3 separate regions of the Homo sapiens genome follow, and regions 1 and 3 are each linked to region 2. Evidence: chromatin loops called from intact Hi-C (ENCODE). Cell type or tissue: GM12878. All regions are shown on one strand. Each heading gives the region's core, and the rest is flanking DNA. Links, peaks and the distances in the headings are about the cores only.

Region 1 (6,976 bases), core at 1,275-6,274, 1.5 Mb after region 2:
CTTGCTGTTTTCAGGATTCTCTCTCTGTTTTTGGATTTGAACAGTTTGATTATGATGTGTCTAGTTTTAATTTCTTTGAGTTTATCCCCAAAGTTTACTGTACTTCTTAGATGTGTAAATGAATGTTTTTCATCAAATTTGGGAAGCTTCTGGCCATTATTTATTCATTCTTTCTTCTCTTTTCTGTCTCTCCTTACAGTCTGTGATTTCCATTATGTGTATGTTGGTATGGTTGAGTGTATCCCCCAGGCCTCTGAAGCTCTGCTTGTCTTTCTTCATTTCTTCTTCAGTTTTTCATACTTGACTAACGGACTTATCTTCAAGTTCATTGATTCTTGTCAGTGCAAATCTGTTGTTGAGCCCTCTGATGTATGTTTAATTTCAGGTACTGTGCTTATCAACTCCAGAAATTTTTATTCTTTTTTATAATTTACCTCTTTATTGATATTCACTATTTGGTGAAGCATCATTTTTGTACTTTTTTTTTTTTTTGAGATGGAGTTTTGCTCTTGTTGCCCAGGCTGGAGTGCAATGGCGTGATCTCGGCTCACTGCAACCTTCACCTCCCAGGTTCAAGTGACTGTCCTGCCTCAGCCTCCCAAGTAGCTGGGATAATAAGAATACTGGCAAAAAATTATGCAAATCAAATTTTTCATAGTTCTGGAAATTAACTAAAGGCTGGCCAAAATCCAGGGAGTGTTTATTTGATTAAAATGTCCAAATGTTGCTAAGAACAGCAACTAGTGATGTTTTAACTTGCTCCTGCCCCATCACCCTCTCTCTAATTCTATGGCATATTGAAAACCAACGGCCCCTCAATCATAGTGAAAATCAGCCACCCACAAGCCGCTGGAGTGGGCAGAACAGAGTTGGACCACCACCATGCCTGGCTAATTTTGTATTTTTAGTAGATATGGGGTTTCACTGTGTTGATCAGGCTGGTCTCGAACTCCTGACCTCAGGTGATCCACCTGCCTCGGCCTCCCAAAGTGCTAGGATTACAGGCATGAGACGCTGTGCCCAGCCTCATACTTTTATTTAGTTCATTACACATGGTTTTATTTAGTTCTTTGAACAGATTTAAAATACCTAACTTAAAGTCTTTGTCTAATAAGCCCAACATCTCGGCCTCCTGAGGAATAATTTCTATTGACTGCTTTTTACCCCTTTATGTATGGGACATACTGTCTTGTCTTTTTGCATGTCTCACAATTTTTGTGAAAAATTGAACATTTAAAGTAATGTAATTTGGTAACTCTGTATTCGCCCCTATTTCAGATTTTGTTGTTGTGCTTATTGTCATTGTTGTTTGCTTTCTTGGTAATTTTTCTAAACTAGTTTAGTAGAGACTGTGTTGCCTGTCATGTGTGGCCACTGAAGTCTCAGTTTCATTAGCTTCATGGTCAGCTGATGGTAGGACAGAGACTTCTTTAAATGCCTAGGACTGATAAGTCTCCCAGTCTTTACCAAAGGAGAGGCAATGTAATGTGAGCATATTGGCACATGCCTTCAACACTCAACCAGGCAATTTATAATTTCACATTAGCCTTCTCTTACTGCATGTGCAGAGCCTCAAGGTCTTTCAGAGGTGTAAGCTTTCTCAGGTTTTTCCTGAATACATGCACAGCCCTGGGCATGAGCATGGCCTTCTAGAGTCCCAGGAATATGTTGGAGCTTCTCACATCCCACTATGGATATTTCACTCCCCAGCTTTTCCTTTCAAACTTTTTGGTCAGTTGCTGTTTGCCTCAGCTGTTATTGCTGCCTCACAAAGCTGCAAGGCTAACAAATTGCCTCAGATGATTTTCAACAAATGTCCTTGGAGAAACAACTATTTGCACTGGGCAAGCTCTAAGTCAAGTGGAATAAAGACAAGTCTTACCGATGGAATTTTCCAGAAAAGGGAACATAATGACAGTTATCTGGGAACTGGGCTTTGGAGGAACTCCAGCTCTGTTCTGCCCACTACAAGGGCTTATGGGTGGCTGATTTTCACTATGATTGAGGGTCCTTTGGTTTTCAATATGCTGTGGAATTAGAGAGAGGGTGATGCAGCAGGAGCAAATTAAAACATCACTAGTTTGCTGTTCTTACCAACATTTGGACATTTTTATCAAATAAACACTCCCTGGCTTTTGCCAGCCTTTAGTTAATTTCCAGAGCTATGAAAAATTTCATTTGCATAGTTTTTTGCCAGTGTTCTCATTAATTCTGTGGAGAAGAGGATTTTTGGAGATTCTTTCTCTACCATTTCTACTGATGTCACTCAGCAATAAAGATTAAAAATTGCTGTTTTGTGGGATGGAACAGAGAGCAGACTGCAAACAGATAAAAACATTGTGGAGAAACATTGATGGTCCCGTTGAGGTTAGAGACTCTGAGTTAGTGGTGCCAATCTGTTCGGTGCATGTGTTTTCTGGCGAACTCAGCAGAGCAGGTATAGATGTTGAGAGTGAAGGTAGTGAAATTGGACAGTAATTGGGGTTAAGAGAGCAAGTAGGGGAAAAGCTAATAAGGGCAAGAAAGTATGGAAAGTTATATAGGGAAGGGAAGAATGAAGGAATCTAATGAGTTTGAAGAGTGAGTGTATAAGAAAATGAGAAAACAGGGAGAAAAAATGGTGATCACACAATCTCTGTATTTTAAGAATTTAGAGATAGAGCCACTGACAGTTGTTTGACAAGGTTTGATTTTACCGAAGTTATGTGAACAGTGAGCAATGAGAATAGAGTGGCATATTCTACAGTAGAAGCTGAGATTATGTTTAGTGTTTACTATGTGCCAGGATATAACAGCATGCTTCATAGTAGGGATGCAAGTGATCTGTATGGAAAAGACATAAGAAGAAAGATTAATTTTCCAATGGGAGGAATCAGTAAAGGGAGAAATATCTTCAGAGTTAGATGTTGAAAGGATCAGGAATCAGTAAAGGGAGAAAATGTCTTCAGAATTAGATGTTGAAAGGATCAAAATTTCAACAAGTAGAGATTAGTGTCAGAAAGGCCATCGCTACTAGAAAGAAAGTACATCTGATGTGATTAAGTGTAGAAAGAGTTGAGGAAGGGTAGATGGTCCACTTAGGATAAAATATAGGGTACAGATGGGCAGAGAGAACAGACATAGATGAAGGTAGAAAGATTAGGGCAAAATATGGAATATCTTGCAAACTCAGCTAAGAAATGTGGATAAATTTGTATAAGGAGTACCAGCCCCAGGAAGTTTTAAAGCAAGAGCTTGATGTGTGATCACAGTTTACAATAGCAATATAACTACGGCAACAGTGGGAAGGGACAGATTGGAGGGGGCAGTGCTTGGAGGTAGACCAGTTGGGAGGCTTTAGAAAAATTGTTTTTTTGAACAAGGATGGTGGGAATAAAAATTAAAAGATAGATGTTGAGAGATTTTATAGCATAAAGCAAAATCAGTCTGATTATCACTAAGAGGAGATTCAAAACATTCATTTATAATAGTCTATACTGCTGTTGCTGACATTTAAAAAAAAGTCAAGGGCATAAAAAGTTTAATAAAATTGAATCAAGCCTTATGTAATTAATCAGAATTATAATTTATTTTCTCTTAGGAGAATGCTTACATATTCCAGATAAAACATGAACTCTGTATTTGAGTTGTAGTATCTTTGGAGTACTGTTGTCAATAATATTTTAAAGCATTTGAAAATGGAATTTATTCTTATTTACTACAAGGTTTAATCAAGATTTGAATTGTTTTATCCAAAATAATACCAGAAGGTTGAAAGGATGGCTGATTAATACCAATAATTTTAAAAAGTATTATCATTAGACCTAAAAGATTCTAGATATGTATAAAATTTTAGCTTTTCCTTATAGCTTCTTGTAACTTAAGATTTTAATGTATAGTTAGATCTTGACTGCCCTCTAGTGGCATATATTTTCTTAGCTATATTGTTTGGAGAGCAGAGTGTATGGTTACTTTAGGCCTTTTTAGGCCCTAGTTAGGTGATTGGTGGTGTGTCATGCCTGGGAGGTACGGGGAGCACAGTCTTTGCTCAGTCCTTGGCCTTAATCTTGAGGTAGTTCATTAATAATATAATTCCTGAATTGTTTCTGCTTTGAATACCAACAGACTTGATAATGTATGACAGGAATATGTCTCCCAACTATTCATTTTTAAATGTCCATTATTATTATATTCATTATAACAGTATAAAAATCACTTATATAACATACTTACATGAGTTATAATTGCCTATCAAACACATAAATATATCGTGTTTAAAATCGAGCAAAGCATAAGGATGTTCGGGGGAGAGTTCTGTGCCTTTGACAGGATGCTACCCATTAGCTATTTGTCTGGGCTGCTATATCCGGAGCCCGGAAGAGTCTTCGTTTCTAGATACAGTTTGGCAGGTATATATGGAGCACTTACTTTGTGGCTCAGGTGCTTGATACTACAAGGTATGCAAAATAAGTTTGTTACGGATTGCTTGGATCTTTTTAAAAAACTCCTACAAACCCAGATTTCACTTTGTATTAGTATTTTAGCAAGAGGTATAATGTTGAACTGTTGCTTCTTTAAAACGTAGTTGCAAACTACCCTAAACTAACTTAATAAATATATACTATGGGGCAGGGCACAGTGGCTCACACCTGTAATCCCAGCACTTTGGGAGGCTGAGGCTGGTGGATCACCTGAGGCTCGAAGTTCGAGACCAGCGTGACAATGGTGAAACCCCGTCTCTACTGAAAATACAAAAAAATTAGCTGGGCTTGGATGGTGGCACATGCCTGTAACCCCAGCTACTCAGGAAGCCGAGGCAGGGGAATTGCTTGAACCCAGGAGGCGGAAGTTGCAATGAGCTGAGATGGTGCCATCGCACTCCAGCCTGGGCAACAAGAGCAAAACTCCATCTCAAAAAAAAAAAAACACAAACAAATAGGAAAATCCACAGAGATTAAAAAAGAAAAAGAAGAGTCCTTTTTTTTTTGTGAAGTCCCTTGCATGATAGTATCTGTGAACCACATGTTTGTTTCAAATTCAGGTTAAGTATCATCAATGAGCATAAGAATAGCATAGCATTAGGGCCAGGAAGAAGAATATTAGGACTCAGAAACTCTGCATTGTTTCTACTGCAATATATTCTCCATGTAGTACCCCCTATTTTCATTCCCTATAGTAATAAAGGGGATTAGTGGTATGTTTTAATTCCAAGAGAATTGTGTAGGGGGCTTTTGGGGAAATTATTACATTTTTATACCGAATTTGCCTTCTAAAATATTTGATTTGTGCTAATATTAAAATTAGTTTGCATTACTTGAGTGCACTATACATATTTGTGAAGTCTTGATATATTAGAAACCAAACACAGAAAAGAGAACCTGGTATTTTTCAGTAGTTTAGTTTTCCAAAAAAACTGTAGTATAGTTTTCATGGTATATAATGACTATAGTATATACTAATTCTATATTTAGAAAATTAGGAGTTACATCTATTAATGCATACTAGAATGTAATGTAATATTTTATTTGCAAATATCAACATAATTAAAAATAAGGATAACTACCTGATCATTTTTTCTTCCCTGAAAATAATCTCCAAATTTTTGTGTAATTTATAGCTCATATTTATCTCTTAGATTCATTTAGGGAAGATTACAGGCATGTTTTAAGGAAACAATTTATCGGTAATCTGTTTTTTGAGGAAATACTAACTCTGAGTAAAAATTTGACTTTCCTGTTTGTTTAGTATTGCAGCACTGAGAACGAGTTTCTTTCTTTCTTTCTTTTTTTAAACACAGAGTCTTGCTCTGTTGCCCAGGCTAGAGTGTAGTGGCATGGTATCGGCTCACTGCATCCTCTGCTTCCCGGGCTCAAGCAGTTCTCCTGCTCAGCCTCCCAAGTAGCTGGGATTACAGGCATATGCCACCAGGCCCTGATGATTTTTGTATTTTTTGTAGAGATGGGATTTCACCATGTTGGCCAGACTGGTCTCGAATTCCTGACCTCAAGTGATTTGCCTGCCTCAGCCTCCCACAGTGTTGGGATAACAGGTGTGAGCCACCGCGACCCGCCAAGAACTAGTTTCTTAATAGCACAAACTACCTTTAAATATCATAAAATCTGATAGAATTTTTTTCTCTCAAAACAACGTTTACGATCCTATTTTTCAAAATATATTTACTTACCAAGTAATAGGCATGAGAATTTACCCTTAACCATAGAAATGTTTCTCTGATTCAGAGACTTAAGCTAGTTTCTGAAGGGTTAGCCAGCAGATTCAGTTAGTTCTACATTCAGTAAGCACTACCACCATTATCAAAAAAGCAGTTATTGATCGTTTCATTAATTAAGCCCATGTGATAGGGAGCCATCTCATGCTACAGCCATGGTGTCTCCACTGCTTTACTTCATCTCATTTTAAATTGTTACATATGACCTAGCTGTATGTTTATTGGCAACCTTTAGTGCTTATATAGATTATTTTTATAGTTCTAATTTGATCATACCAAGTCATTGATTGAACTGTTATTAAATTTTTATTATGCATAAAGTCTTTCCCAAATCTTAAGGAGAAACAAATAGGAACTTCCTTCTTCTCTTTTCTTTTCTTTCTTTCTTTTTCTTTCTTTCTTTCTTTCTTTCTTTTTCTTTCTTTCTTTCTCTTTCTTTCTTTCTTTCTTTCTTTCTTTCTTTCTTTCTTTCTTTCTTTCTTTCTTTCTTTCTTTCTTTTGTCTTTCTTTCTTTCTCTCTCTCTCTTTCTTTCTCTTTGTTTGTTTGTTTTGTTTTGAGACAGGATCTCACTCTATCACCCAGGCTGGAATGCAGTAGAACGACCATAGCTCACTGCAACCTCGACCTTCTAGGCTCAAGTGATCCTTCTGTATCAGCCTCTTGAGAAGCTTGGACTTACAGGCATGCACTACCATGTCTGGCTGAATTTTTAAACTCTTTGTAGAGACAGGGTACCACTATGTTGCCCGGGCGCGATCCTCCCGCCT
Region 2 (6,976 bases), core at 1,027-6,026:
CACAGGCTCTACCTTATAAGCAAAGACTGAAGAGTCTTTGTTCATAAGGAAGAGAGAAGAAAGAAAAGAAGCAATTAAACAGAATTGCAGGAGCTCCTAGAGTCTGTCAGTTTCTTCAGAGCCACGCCAGGGTCTCACCTATCTTTGTAGGCTGCTCAGTAGAAGTGAGGCACCCAGTGGGTGCTGGCTGAGGTCTCCTCTCCCTCGGCAGGGTCCCTTCTGATGGCCTCCCTCCTCCATCTGCAACAATCCCCCGCACCCCTGTGGGCTTCCTTCTTCCCACCACCTCTGCATGCTGGGCCCTCTGGGTTCTGTCTTCTTCCTATTGGAAGCTCCCTTTCCAAATGACCTCCTGTCCTCTGCTGGCCCAGACCTCCCCTTATGTGCTGTGAATCCCCCATCTCCAACTCCAGCCCAGTCTCTCTTCTCAACATGCAGTGGCCGCTTCCATCCATGTCCCCCAGGCATCCTAAATTCAGCACTTCCAAAACTGGAATTCACAGGTTTCCCAAATGCACTTGCACGCCTGGGTTCCTCATCCAGCCCAAGACACCACCTTTCCCCGACTCGCTCTGTCTAAAACCCGAGTCTTCTTCGACTTCCTTCCCTCTTTCCCTCGTGCCTAACGATAGTAATAGTATTGCTCATATGCATTGAGTACATCCAGTGTGCTAGACAGCATACGAATCCCCAGCAGTTTCCTTTGATACACCTACTACATGAGGCAGGTACTATTATCAACAGCATTTTATGGATGAGGAAGTGGGGTGCAGAGAGCTGGCTCGAGGGGGCAGAGCTGGTGGAGAGCTGGACTGAGACTGGGATCTGTTTGATTCCAGAGCTTGAGCCTTTTGCACCACTCTGCTCCATCTTTGACCGCCACACACCCTAAAAACAAAACAAAACCCAAAACACTCCACCACTGAACAATTTTGGTGACCACCGTCCCACCTCTGGGAGGGCTGGGAGTCCCCAGAAAACACAGAAGTAGCTCCCAGGCCCGTAATTCACCCCAACATTTTTGGTTCTAGAAACCTGGCAAAGCAGCCACATTGGCCCAAGCCAGCGACACCGCGCGGCCCCGCGCTTCCCACAGCCCTGGGCCCGGCAAGGCTGAAATCAAGTCTAGAAGATGGCAAGGTGGGAAGGAACGCTCCTCTTTCATCTTGCTTCAGAGAAAACCTTCGCCAGTCTCAGCATCATCAGTACACACGTGGCCTGCTCTTCAGCGGATCTCACCAGTAACACCTTCTGGCATTTGGGCTAGAGACCGGGCCCCTGAGGCCGCCCTGGGAAGCCTGAGGTGTGGAGGGGGATTCAGGATGTGCCTCTGTTCCTGTATGTGCAAGTGTGAGTATGAGTGTGTGTGTGAATGTGGAGGTGGGTGAGTGCATGAATGTGTGTGTGTGAATTTGAGTGTCATGTGGGTGTCTCTGTATGCATGTGTGTGTGTACATGGTGTCTTTGTATGCATGTGTGTGTGTGGGTGTTGTGTGTATGTGTACGTGTGTGCATGTGTATGTAAATGTAATTCTGTGGGTGTGTGTGAGTATATGTGTCAGAGTGTCATGTGGGTACATGGGAGTGTTGTGTGGGTGTGAGTGTGTGAGTGCTATGTGAGTGTGTGGTGTGTGTGTTTGTGTGTTATGTAGGTGTGTTTGTGGGTGTTGTATGTGTGAAGGTGGCCGTGTATGTGGGTGAGTGTTATGTGGGGGTGAGTATGTGTACGCGTGGGTGAGTGTGGGTGAGTGTTGTGTTATGTGGGTGTGAGTGTGCATGAGTGTGTGAGTGCTATGTGTGTGGTGTGAGTGTGTTTGTGTGAGAGTGTTATGTGGGTGTCTGTGGGTGTTGCGTGTGTGAATGTGGATGTGCATGTGGGTGAGTGTTACGTGGGTGTGTGTGTGGTGTGAGTGTATGTGTGAGTGTTATGTGGGTGTTTGTGGGTGTTGTGTGCGTGAATGTGGATGTGCATGTGGGTGAGTGTTATGTGGGTGTATGTGTATGCGTGGGTGAGTGTGGTGAGTGTTGTGTCAGTGTGAGTGTCCATGAGTGTGTGGTGTGTGTGAGTGCTATGTGAGTGTGTGTGTGGGGTCTGAGTGTGTGTGAGAGTGTTATGTGGGTGTTGTGTGTGTGAATGTGGCTGTGCATGTGTGTTATGTGGGTGTATGTGTATGCGTGGGTGAGTGTGGGGAGTGTGAGTGTGCATGAGTGTGCATGAGTGTGTGGGCACAGAATTTATCTGATCCCAAACCATTTTCACACCTACTCTCCCATTCGGAGGCCCATTAAAGGCCCCCCAAGCACTCCCCTGTCCCTCCCGCCTGTGGAAGGGCCGCTCCTGCTCTGAGGTCTTCTAGCACAGCCCATCTTGCACAGTGGCCATTTCCTGCTTGCATGGTAGTTATTTGTACCATTGTCTCTGCTCCTTCTAACTGGACGTCTCCTGAGGACAACACAGCGTCCGGTCTGTCGTTGTCTTCCCGAAGCCACCAGCACACAGTAGGTGCTCAACAAATAGCTGGTGAAGGCTGGGCACGGTGGCTCACACCTGTAATCCCAGCACTTTGGGAGGCCAAGATACGAGGATTCCTTAAGCCCAGGAGTTCGAGACCAGCCTGGTCAACATAGCGAAGCCCCGTCTCTGTTTAAAATGTATATAACTGGTGAACTCGTATCAACCCACCCCCCAGCTCAGTGTTCTCCACAGAGTCCTTGGGGGTGTTTTCTCTCCCCTACATTTCTGCTTTCAGCCCCAGAAACACCTGCCCCGGCAGCCTGGGGTGGGTGGGTGGGACAGCAGCTCCCTGCAGGCTTTGGTGAGGGTGGCCCCACCCGGAACTCCACATGAGGTCAACCTCCCTGGTCTGCAAGTCATCACAGAGAGGCTGAGAACCTGGCTGAGGCACTGGAGGGGCCGTGCGCGGTGACGGGACGCGCTCAGCCTTCTAGGGGCCTCAGTTTCCCCTCTTGGCACTAGGAGCAGCACCTTCCCACCCACTTCACAGGCCGTTGCAAGATGATAGCGGCGGCAGCTTTTGAAAAGCTCTGAATGATATCAGACAACAAATCACAGCACTGAAAAAACAGGTCTAGTGCTTTCGGTGTGAGAAAAGGTTATTTTTCAGTGTGCTGAAATACTGTACGGCAATTAAGTTGCTGAAGATGGATTTGAATGAACTAAAACTTAAACGTGGCAGAGAGAAAGCAGCCTGAGGCATGGCTGACTCTGCTCTTTGGTGTGGAAATGAAGCCCAGCGGCCTGGGGCTTGGCCTTTGTAGATCAGCCTCCGAAGGTGAAGCTGGAATGAGGGAAGGCATCTGCCCCCAACACCAGGTGTCTGAGGCTCTGGCCCCACCCCACAAAAGGGAGACACTCTCCAGCAAAGCTGCCGCTAAGCAGGGGCTCGGCGGTGACTGCAGCTGGTGCATCTTTTCTTGTTTCCGTTTTGCTGTGGTCACTTGATTTTAGAAGTTGCTGGAGGTACCTGTCCACCCCCTCCTCAGACAAGGGGCTGGGTTGGTTTGCAGGTAGAATCACTTTCCCTTTTCTCTGGACTTGATTTTCAGGCCAGTGGACTTGCGCAGCCTTTGTTTTGGCTGTTGTCCCTTCTCTAGTCCTTGCTATGTTGCTGAATATTAGCACAGTATTTGTAAGGGAGGGTGGGTTGGAGTAGAATGAAAATTCAACCATTTTTGCCTGACAGCAGATTTGATAGAAGTTTTAGTAGAGGAGAAGTTAGAATTTAACTCATGATTCATTAAATATATGTTTTCTATATTTCTTCTTATAAGAGATTTTCGACATCAATCATGTATCAAAGAACAGAATATACATACAATTTCCATTTTGTCAGTTTTATCCAATTCATCCACATCATGCAGAAACAGAAGTTTCCAGTAGATGGCGCCAAAGTCTGTCTTTTCTCCGCCTCCCTGCGCGCTCTTCGTTGTTTCAAGATCCGCACATCAACCAACCCTCCAGAAAATGACATTTCTTTATCAGCGCAGACCAGCACGAGGTGCTCTCCACAGCAGAAAATCCCAGTAAGATGTCTGGCAAGAAAAATAGCCCCAAGAGTTGTAGCCCTGGGCAGTAAAACCAGAAGCCAGGAATCCTGGTTTCCAAACAGTTGATGGGTTTTGTGCCAGTTCAGTTTTGAAGCAACGGCCCTGCGGTACTGAGGGTCAGAGCCGTCTCCCATCTGCTCCCTCTCTTCCTCCCACTGGCCCCCATGGAAGCAGCTGCCCAAGCTTCTTGAGAAGGTGAGTGCCGGAACTCCAGGACAGGAAGAAGACTCTAAGCTTGGTCTTAAAAGACCACAAAGCGGCCTGGCGCGGTGGCTCACGCCTGTAATTCCAACACTTTGGGAGGCCGAGGCGGGCTGATCACGAGGTCAGGAGATCGAGATCGTCCTGGCTAACACGGTGAAACCTCGTCTCTACTAAAAATACAAAAAATTAGCCGGGCGTGGTTGCAGGCGCCTGTAGTCCCAGCTACTCGGGAGGCTGAGGCAGGAGAATGGCCTGAACCCGGGAGGTGGAGCTTGCAGTGAGCTTGCTGGATCACTCCAGCCTGGGCGACAGAGCGAGCCTCCATCTCAAAAACAAACAAACAAAAAACACCACAAAGCATGAGATCCAACAGCCTGGGCAACATGGCGAGGCCTTGTCTCTAGAACAAAATTTTAAATTAAAAAAATTAGCCAGACATAGTGGTGTGCTTGAGCCGTAGAGGTCAAAGCTGCAGTGAGCTGTGATTATGCCACTGCATTCCAGCCTGGGCAATAGAGTAAGACCCTGTCTCAACAAACAAACAAACAAAAAGCCAAACAAACAAAACCCCACGAGATCCTAAGGTTCCCATGGCCTTTCTTCTTGCACTGGGCCCATGACTCTGCCTCAGGCTGTGACCGGGACATGAATGGAGAGGAAGGAAAGGGAAATGGTAAAGGGGGCAGGATTGTCTCCAAGTACTTCCCCAGGTCCAGGGGAAGAGGGCTGGCAGGTGAGGAAACCAGAGAATGGGAAACCCAGGCTGAACCCTGATGTTGAGCCCGAACGCTGATGCACTGCCGTCTGTGTGCATAGCACAGTGAAAACTGCAAAGAGATGTGGTTCCTGGCCTCCAGGAATTAACGATCAGGTGGAAAGAAAGTTCATTCCACCCAGGGATGCGTTGGAGCCAGCTAGCACCTTTGAGCTGATTGTGCACGTCTCTACACAATGACACCATGACGTTGTGTCAGTAGTTTCAAATCCGCCATGTGGCAGTATTCACACCAGAGAAATCAGCGAACTCCACAAATCAGGGCTCCCTCCACTCCCCCAGAGCTGAACTTTAAACATTTACCTGCATGCTGGTGACTCTGCCTCACTATAGCACAAACTGCTTAAATAAAGGTGGGGCGGGACATTTGGTCACAGTCGGGAAGCAGTTGAAAGTGTCATGGGTTTGAGTCTAAGGTCAAGCTCTTCCGCTGATTGACTATCTGACCCTGATTATCTCCACCTCAGCCTCTGCCTCTCTTTAATGAGACTGATGCTATCTACCCTAGTTAGTTACAGAGTGGCTGGGAGGCTTAAATGAGATCGGTCTGTGTGGATACTATGTAAATTATAATGGATTTTATCAAGGTAATAGATGCAGCTTTAAAACATTCATAAAATTATGAGAATGAGGCCTACCAAATCCCAGTTTCATAAGGATACATATGATAATGCATATTTGTTTGATTTCCCATTTATTTAATAACACTTATTGACACTACCCATATGCTAGACGCTGCTAGTTGGGCAGTCTTAAGAGAAGATGTAAAAACACTTTGTAGATTACAAAGCTTTTTTTTTTTTTTTTTTTTTTTTTGAGATGGAGTCTCACTCTGTCGCCCAGGCTGGAATGCAGAGGCGTGATCTTGGCTCACTGCAACCTCTGTCTCCAGGGTTCAAGTGATTCTCCTGCCTCAGCCTCCCAAGTAGCTGGGACTACAGGCATGCATCACCACACCCAGCTAATTTTTGTAGTTTTAGTAGAGATGGGGTTTCGCCGTGTTGGCCAGGCTGGTCTCCAACTCCTGACCTCAAATGATCCGCCTGCCTGGGCCTCGCAAAGTGCTGGGATTACAGGTGTGAGCCACTGCACCCGGCTGATTACAAAGTTGTTTTTTTTTTTTGGTTTTTTTTTTTTGAGATGGAGTCTTGCTCTGTCACCCAGGCTGGGTGGAGTGCACTGGCGCAATCTCGGCTCACTGCAAGCTCCGCCTCCTGGGTTCATGCCATTCTCCTGCGTCAGCCTCCCGAGTAGCTAGCTGGGACTACGGGCGCCCACCACCACGCCCGGCTAATTTTTTTTGCATTTTTAGTAGAGACGGGGTTTCACCGTGGTCTCGATCTCCTGACCTCGTGACCCGCCCGCCTCGGCCTCCCATACAAAGCTTTTATACAAGTCTTTTGTAAAGTAGAAGGCATCATGCAAGGAAAAATGTTGTTTTTCTCAGCTTTCTTCATCTTTTCCAATCTGGACACACATTTTCACTGCAACTAATATTATACCGATACTTTCATTAGACTAAAATACCTGGCAGCGGTCACAGACAATGGTGTGGAAAGGAAACCAAGACAAGAAAACATCCTTGCAATATTTGGCTGAGGCAGGAGAATGGCGTGAACCCGGGGGGCGGAGCCTGCAGTGACCCGAGATGGCGCTACTGCACTCCAGCCTGGGCGACAGAGCGAGACTCCATCTCAAAAAAAAAAAAAAAGGCCATAATAAAATTTATACAAAATTATTTCTATGTATGCCTATATGAATAGGGAAGAATATACATAAAGATATTCACAGTGGCTATCTCTAGGTGGTAAGATTATTTTAATTAGCCTTTCTTGCTCATATGTAATTTTTATTTTCTCTACAAAAATTGGCTACGAAATTTTGGAGATAAAAACTGAGAAGTAAAAGATCTTCATGCAGCTATTTATT
Region 3 (6,976 bases), core at 691-5,690, 1.0 Mb after region 2:
AACGGGGAAAGGAAGAAAGCAAGTGTTTTTGACTACCAGCTTAGTGCCAAGCACGGTGGCTGGCACTTTCCAAAAAATTCTTCCATTCAGATAAAAAGAGAGAGCACTCAACTCCTTTTACCTCCTGTTTTCTTGATCGAGGAGAAAGCTGTTTACAGTAAAAATGTATTTGCAAGAGAATTTTAAGATAATTTCCAAGAAAAGTTAGGAAACGGTAAACTCCAAATCAGTTGGTTTCCTGATCCAGATTAATCATTTCCTAGGATTTTCCCCAAATTATTAGAAGACATTGCTGGACCATTGTCATTAGCCATTGAGGAGCTGTAGAGAAAGAGGGAGATGTAATAGAGGCAGAGATCCGAATTCTAGTAGCTGTAGATTGGTGTTTCTGATCTCAGTCCCAGGTGACACCCTAGACTGATAGTCAAGTATATGTTCTGTGAGAAACGGAGGCCACCATGGGTTCCTTGGGGCAGGCATGGCGGGTGACCTCGTGGGTTTGTAAATAGCATCACTATGCTAGAAGCATTAGTGGAATGTTGTAGATATGGGATATAAAAATTTAGATGTGGTGTATTTGATAAAGTCTCTCTTAGTATCCTTATGGAAATTAAGTGTGAAATGCAGGAAAACAGACAATGGATGATGGTTCATTGATGTGGAGACACAATTAGCTCAGTGGCTGATTCCTGAAAATACTGGTTGGTGATTTGAGAGTAGAGGTCACCCTTGAGGAACACCTGCCTTACCTGTTTTGGGCTCAACATTTTTTATCAGTGTCCTGAATAAGGACCATAGATAATAGGCTTATAAAATTTGTGGAAAATGTAGAGTTACTTAAATGTTAGTTAGCAGAACATTGGGGTTGCGGTTGGAGGCCGGGGATGCCGAGGGGAATGATCCAGTTAAGAGGGAAGCAACCCACCGGGATGCGCCACATCAGTGGTGAAGTCCCTCCACATCGACCGCTTGCTGATTTGAAGTGAAAAGAGGGTTCCTCAGTAAGGACAGACTTAACAGAAGTACAATGTTTCCTTTGCAAAAGATGAGTGTTAAAAGGGAACATGCAGAAAAATGATGGCTTACATGGGATGAATAAAGACTTAGCAAACTCTGGCCAGCCATGGTGGCTCATGCCTGTAATCCCAGCACCTTGGGAGGTCGAGGCGGGGGGATCACTTGAGGCCAGGAGTTTGAGACCAGCCTGGCCAACATGGTGAAACCCCGTTTCTACTAAAAATAGAACAATCAGCCAGGCGTGGTGGCCTACGCCTGTAATCCCAGCTACTTGGGAGGCTGAGGCACAAGAATCGCTTGAACCTAGGAGGTGGAGATTGCAGTGAGCTGAGATCGCGCCACTGCACTCCAGCCTGGGCAACAGAGCAAGACCGTCTCAAAAACAAACAAACAAACAAACAAACAAACAAACAAAACTTAAACTCTATGATCCTAAGTAAAAGATAAGAGAAGCAGTTAACTAACTTCCTTTTAGTTAGGTACTCCAGGGTACTACTTTTTGTGATGGCAGACACACTTAAGCTATTTGTAAATGTGTCACCACCTTTTCAAATAATTTCCTTGAAGGTTAACATGTTTTCTCTGAGAAAAATTTATTTAATTAAAAACCTTATGTATATAAGGGCTACAATAAAATTTTCATGGACTCTGAGATGAAAAGACATGTATATCTTCTTGAAGTTATATAGTTAGCAAATGTAAAGGCTATAGGGGTGGATTGTGTATTATGCAACTGCTAAACACTGTCTTGCAATTTGTGTGCGTGTGTTTTGTATTAAACCATGTGCTCCTGTCCTTGCTAGTACAGTGGCTTTTATAATTTTTGAGATGATGCCCATAGTGAGAACCACATTTTTCATAGTGTTCCAGGGTATGCACATATCATATACTCCACACAGAACTGCAACAAAAAACTCAGGAAACAATACTTACCCTAAGATGCTTTCTCATTTATTCTGCTTTATTTGCTTCTATCCTATTTTTATTTAAAAATACTGATGAGAGCTGAGTGCTGTGGCTCATACCTGTAATCCCAGCACTTTGGGAGGCCAAGGCTGGAGGATTACTTGAGCCTAGGAGTTTGAGACCAGCTCAGGCAACATAGCAAGACCTAGTCTCTACAAAAAAATAGGAAAATTAGCTAGATGTGGTGGTGCGTGTCTGTAGTCCCAGCTACTAGGAGGCTGGGGTGCGAGGATCACTTGAGCCTAGGAGTTCAAGGTTACAGTGAGCTACGACTGTGCCACTGCGCTCAAATCTGGGTGACAGAGTGGGGCCCTCTCTCTTAACAACAAAAATAACAACAAAAAAGTGATGAAGACTTTCTCCTTTGATCCTATCAGTCACTATTTTTTTTTTTTTTTTTTTTTTTTTTTTGAGACGGAGTCTCGCTCTGTCGCCCAGGCCGGACTGCGGACTGCAGTGGTGCAATCTCGGCTCACTGCAAGCTCCGCTTCCCGGGTTCACGCCATTCTCCTGCCTCAGCCTCCCGAGTAGCTGGGACTACAGGTGCCCGCCACCGCGCCCGGCTAATTTTTTGTATTTTTAGTAGAGACGGGGTTTCACCTTGTTAGCCAGGATGGTCTCGATCTCCTGACCTCATGATCCACCCGCCTCGGCCTCCCAACAGTCACTATTTTTAAAGCAATGCTCTGGCAGAGACTGAATACACGTTTAATGCTATAGCTGTCTCTTTTCTTCCAAGGAGAAACTGTTTTATGTTATCATCTCATATTACATCATTTTAAATGATGTCAAGTGAAATACTTTGAGATAGAGTTTCTATTTTATAGCTGGAGAACAGGGTTACGGTGAGTGTCATAATTATGAAAAAAGCTGGCATCTTGCCATTGGCTTATGGATCATTTTGCAATGATTTGCCCAAAGCCTGTCAGCCATCACATGTCCAGGAATTAGGGAAAAGAATTGTTGCTTATAGACTCTTAGTGTAGGAAGGACATGTAGAGGTCATCTATTCTAACATCTCACCGAGTGCGGGGGTCCCTTCTGTAGTAGTTTCACAGTTGACCATTCGGTATCTGCTTGATTACCTTCAGAAACAGAGAGCCCACTGTGTTAGTTTTTTATTGTTGCTATAATACATTAACACATATTTCATGGCTGAAAGCAACACAAATACATTATCTTACAGTTTTGTAGTTGAGAGGTCTGTAAAGGGTCTCAGTGGGCTAAAATCAAGGTGTTGGCAGAACTACATTTCTTTCTGAAGGTTCTAGGAGAGAATCCGTTTTCATGCCTTTTTCAGTTCCTAGAGGTTGTTAGCATTCCGGGGCCAGCTATGGAGGTCATGCCATTCCATCTTCAAGACCAGCAATGGCTAGTAGAGTCTTTCTCACATCCTATCACGCTGACCCACAAGTCTTCTGCTTCTTCTATCTGCAACCTTAACCCTCCCTTGACAGGGAAGGTAACATTCACAGGGTCTAGAAATTATGATGTGGGCCCTTTTTTTTGGTGGGGGGCGCGGGGGGCATTGCTGTGCCTGACCACCCCCATCCCATCTCCCCACCTTTTCCCCCTGGCAAGCCAATTCTACTTTCTGATGGTTCTAATTTTGGGAATCACACATATGTTGACTTATGACAATGACTGCTATTCATGCAGCAGGTGAGTTTTTAAAAGAGAAATAAAGGAATCTGCAACCTGGAGATTTTCAACTTTGAGACCACCAGCCGTTTTGAAGGCTGAGACTGAGCGAAAACTGGTAGAAACTAATTCATAGGCAGTAATGTCTCCCTCTACTGGCTGCAGAGTTAACACGTGCATTTTGCAGATAGAAATGCTTGGTGGTTGCCAGAAAGAGGGTAACAATGAGTTTTGAATAAAGAGCCGAGAAGTATCTGTAAGATACGAAACTGGTGGATATCTTAGTTGCACTGTGCTTACTTGGTCACTGTGGAGAAGGTATTTTTAAGGTCGCCACGCCCAGGCCTCGGAGGTTCGGTGGGTTGGGAGGGTTTATAGGGAGTCCTTTGGCAGTTCTGATTTTGTTAGGGATTCAGATCTGCTGAGCCGTGTGAGTTTGGTGTGCTGCCTGTGACTCTCATCCACAGAGGGGAAAGAACTAAGCAAAGGGATGACTTAACAAAAGCTGTTTTGCTAAAAAAAAAAAAAAAGCAGACTTATAGATCCTTACTGCTTCATTCTTTTAACACTGAAATTGCAGTAGTTGAGTAAACGCTTTAACATACTTTACTATTATAAGGATGCCTTCATTTTGGAGAGATGAAAATTTAATTGAAGACCAAAACCAGAAAGTTTAAGGAATTACATAAAAATATTAACGTCATTGTTTTTGTGCTAAGTTCCTCAAATGCGTTCTAAATATTAAACTGAATGAAAAAATCAGTGTAGACAGTTTTTCAAATTAAAGTTCTTTGTAAAAAACAAACATGTATCATAAAATAAGTATTACTTTTTCCTTTCGTGCCTATTTTGGTTTTATTTAAGCATGGGCAGGAAGAGACCTTGTTACTTATAAATGAAAATATCCATTTTCAAAATGTCACTTTCTGTAATGTACAAAACTGAGTAAGTGTTGGCAAAGACATGTGGCAAGAAGAGACCTTTGTTACTTAATAAATGAAAATATCCGTTTTTAAAGTGCCACTATCTCTAATGTACAAAACTGAGGCCGGGCACAGTGGCTCACGCCTATAATCCCAACACTTTGGGAGGCCGAGGCGGGCGGATCACCTGAGGTCAGGAGTTTGAGACCACCCTGGCCAACATGGCAAAACCCTGTCTCTACTAAAAATACAAGAATTAGCCAGGCATGGTGGCGGGCGCCTGTAATCCCAGCTACTCGGGAGGCTGACGCAGGAGAATCGCTTGAACCAGGGAGGCAGAGGTTGCAGTGAGCCGAGATCATGCCACTGTACTCCAGCCTTGGCCACAGAGTAAGACTCTGTCTCAAAAAAAAAAAAAAAATTGAATAGTTGGCAGAAAACCCTGTGGTGGCCATGGAGGTGTGCCACTCAGCTGTCCTTCCAGGGAACTTGCTATGAGAGTAATTGGTGACAGTCTTCAGCTATGGAGGTCATGCCAAACCTACCGTCTACTGGGGCTGCCCCCAGCTGATGACTGGGCATGGTGAGGGGAGCTGGAGCTGAGCCCTCCATGCCCCTCTTGGGACTCTTCTGATGGGCAACCTTTTATCTCCCTCCCTCCTACCCCATCAGCCTGGCCAAGGCTTTCTCAGAGCTCCACTGCAGTCTGAGGCTCCTTCTCCATAATCCTCCTTCCTTCCCTCTTTCTTCCACAGGTGTCAGACCTCCATCTGGGTCTGAAGGTTGTCTATGCCTACTCCTCCTTTTTCCCTTCATCCTTCCTAGGTATTTCTCCCAGAAAACCACTGGCAGTTCTAATTCTGTCTTGGAGTCAGCTCCTTGAAGGATCTGAACATGTACCTGTGTAAAGACTTATGGAAAGAATTTTTATTTTATTTTTTTTATTTATTTATTTTTTTAAATTTATTTTTTATTGATAATTCTTGGGTGTTTCTCACAGAGGGGGATTTGGCAGGGTCATAGGACAATAGTGGAGGGAAGGTCAGCAGATAAACAAGTGAACAAAGGTCTCTGGTTTTCCTAGGCAGAGGACCCTGTGGCCTTCCGCAGTGTTTGTGTCCCTGGGTACTTGAGATTAGGGAGTGGTGATGACTCTTAACGAGCATGCTGCCTTCAAGCATCTGCTTAACAAAGCACATCTTGCACCGCCCTTAATCCATTTAACCCTGAGTGGACACAGCACATGTTTCAGAGAGCACAGGGTTGGGGGTAAGGTCACAGATCAACAGGATCCCAAGGCAGAAGAATTTTTCTTAGTACAGAACAAAATGAAAAGTCTCCCATGTCTACTTCTTTCTACACAGACAGGGCAACCATCCGATTTCTCAATCTTTTCCCCACCTTTCCCGCCTTTCTATTCCACAAAGCCGCCATTGTCATCCTGGCCCGTTCTCAATGAGCTGTTGGGTACACCTCCCAGACAGGGTGGTGGCCGGGCAGAGGGGCTCCTCACTTCCCAGTAGGGGCGGCTGGGCAGAGGCGCCCCTCACCTCCCGGACGGGGCGGCTGGCCGGGCGGGGGGCTGACCCCCCCACCTCCCTCCCAGAAGGGGGCGGCTGGCCGGGCAGGGGGCTGACCCCCCCACCTCCTTCCCGGACGGGGCGGCTGGCCGGGCGGGGGGCTGATGCCCCCACCTCCCTCCCGGACGGGGCGGCTGGCCTGGCGGGGGGCTGACCCCCCCCACCTCCCTCCCGGACGGGGTGGCTGCCGGGCGGAGACGCTCCTCACTTCCCAGACGGGGCGGCTGCCGGGCGGAGGGTCTCCTCACTTCTCAGACGGGGCGGCCGGGCAGAGATGCTCCTCACCTCCCAGACGGGGTCGCGGCCGGGCAGAGGTGCTCCTCACATCCCAGACGGGGCGGCGGGGCAGAGGCGCTCCTCACATCCCAGACAATGGGCGGCCGGGCAGAGACGCTCCTCACTTCCTAGATAGGATGGCGGCTGGGCAGAGGTGCTCCTCACTTCCTAGGTGGGATGGCGGCCGGGCGGAGACGCTCCTCACTTTCCAGACTGGGCAGCCAGGCAGAGGGGCTCCTCACATCCCAGACGATGGGCGGCCAGGCAGAGATGCTCCTCACTTCCCAGATGGGGTGGCGGCCGGGCAGAGGCTGCAATCTCGGCACTTTGGGAGGCCAAGGCAGGCGGCTGGGAGGTGGAGGTTGTAGCGAGCCGAGATCACGCCACTGCACTCCAGCCTGGGCACCATTGAGCACTGAGTGAACGAGACTCCGTCTGCAATCCCGGCACCTCGGGAGGCCGAGGCTGGCGGATCACTTGCGGTTAGGGGCTGGAGACCGGCCTGGCCAACACAGCGAAACCCTGTCTCCACCAAAACCAGTCAGGCGTGGCGGCACGAGCCTGCGATCGCAG

What was found. Peaks named below come from ENCODE experiments on the same cell type or tissue, not always from the same donor. Only the 100,000 strongest peaks of a DNase experiment are listed, where the experiment ranks them.
Region 1: it touches region 2 in a loop (7-fold over the local background); 18 of 110 quality-filtered maps call a loop at or near these places.
Region 3: it touches region 2 in a loop (14-fold over the local background); 9 of 110 quality-filtered maps call a loop at or near these places.

The regions. Positions count from the first base shown.
Region 1 is chr1:237,558,520-237,565,495 of GRCh38, forward strand. All of the region lies in intron 27 of RYR2 (ryanodine receptor 2), which reads left to right. Among named protein-coding and RNA genes, the nearest start is that of MIR4428, 91 kb to the left of the region's middle. In GM12878, for the core only: a CTCF peak has its summit at 3,900 (motif pointing left); a DNase peak (open chromatin) is centred at 3,932.
Region 2 is chr1:236,099,911-236,106,886 of GRCh38, forward strand. No RefSeq gene overlaps it. Among named protein-coding and RNA genes, the nearest start is that of NID1, 38 kb to the left of the region's middle. In GM12878, for the core only: a CTCF peak has its summit at 3,907 (motif pointing right); no DNase peak of the experiment used is centred there.
Region 3 is chr1:237,121,285-237,128,260 of GRCh38, forward strand. All of the region lies in intron 1 of RYR2 (ryanodine receptor 2), which reads left to right. Among named protein-coding and RNA genes, the nearest start is that of RYR2, 83 kb to the left of the region's middle. In GM12878, for the core only: a CTCF peak has its summit at 3,782 (motif pointing left); no DNase peak of the experiment used is centred there.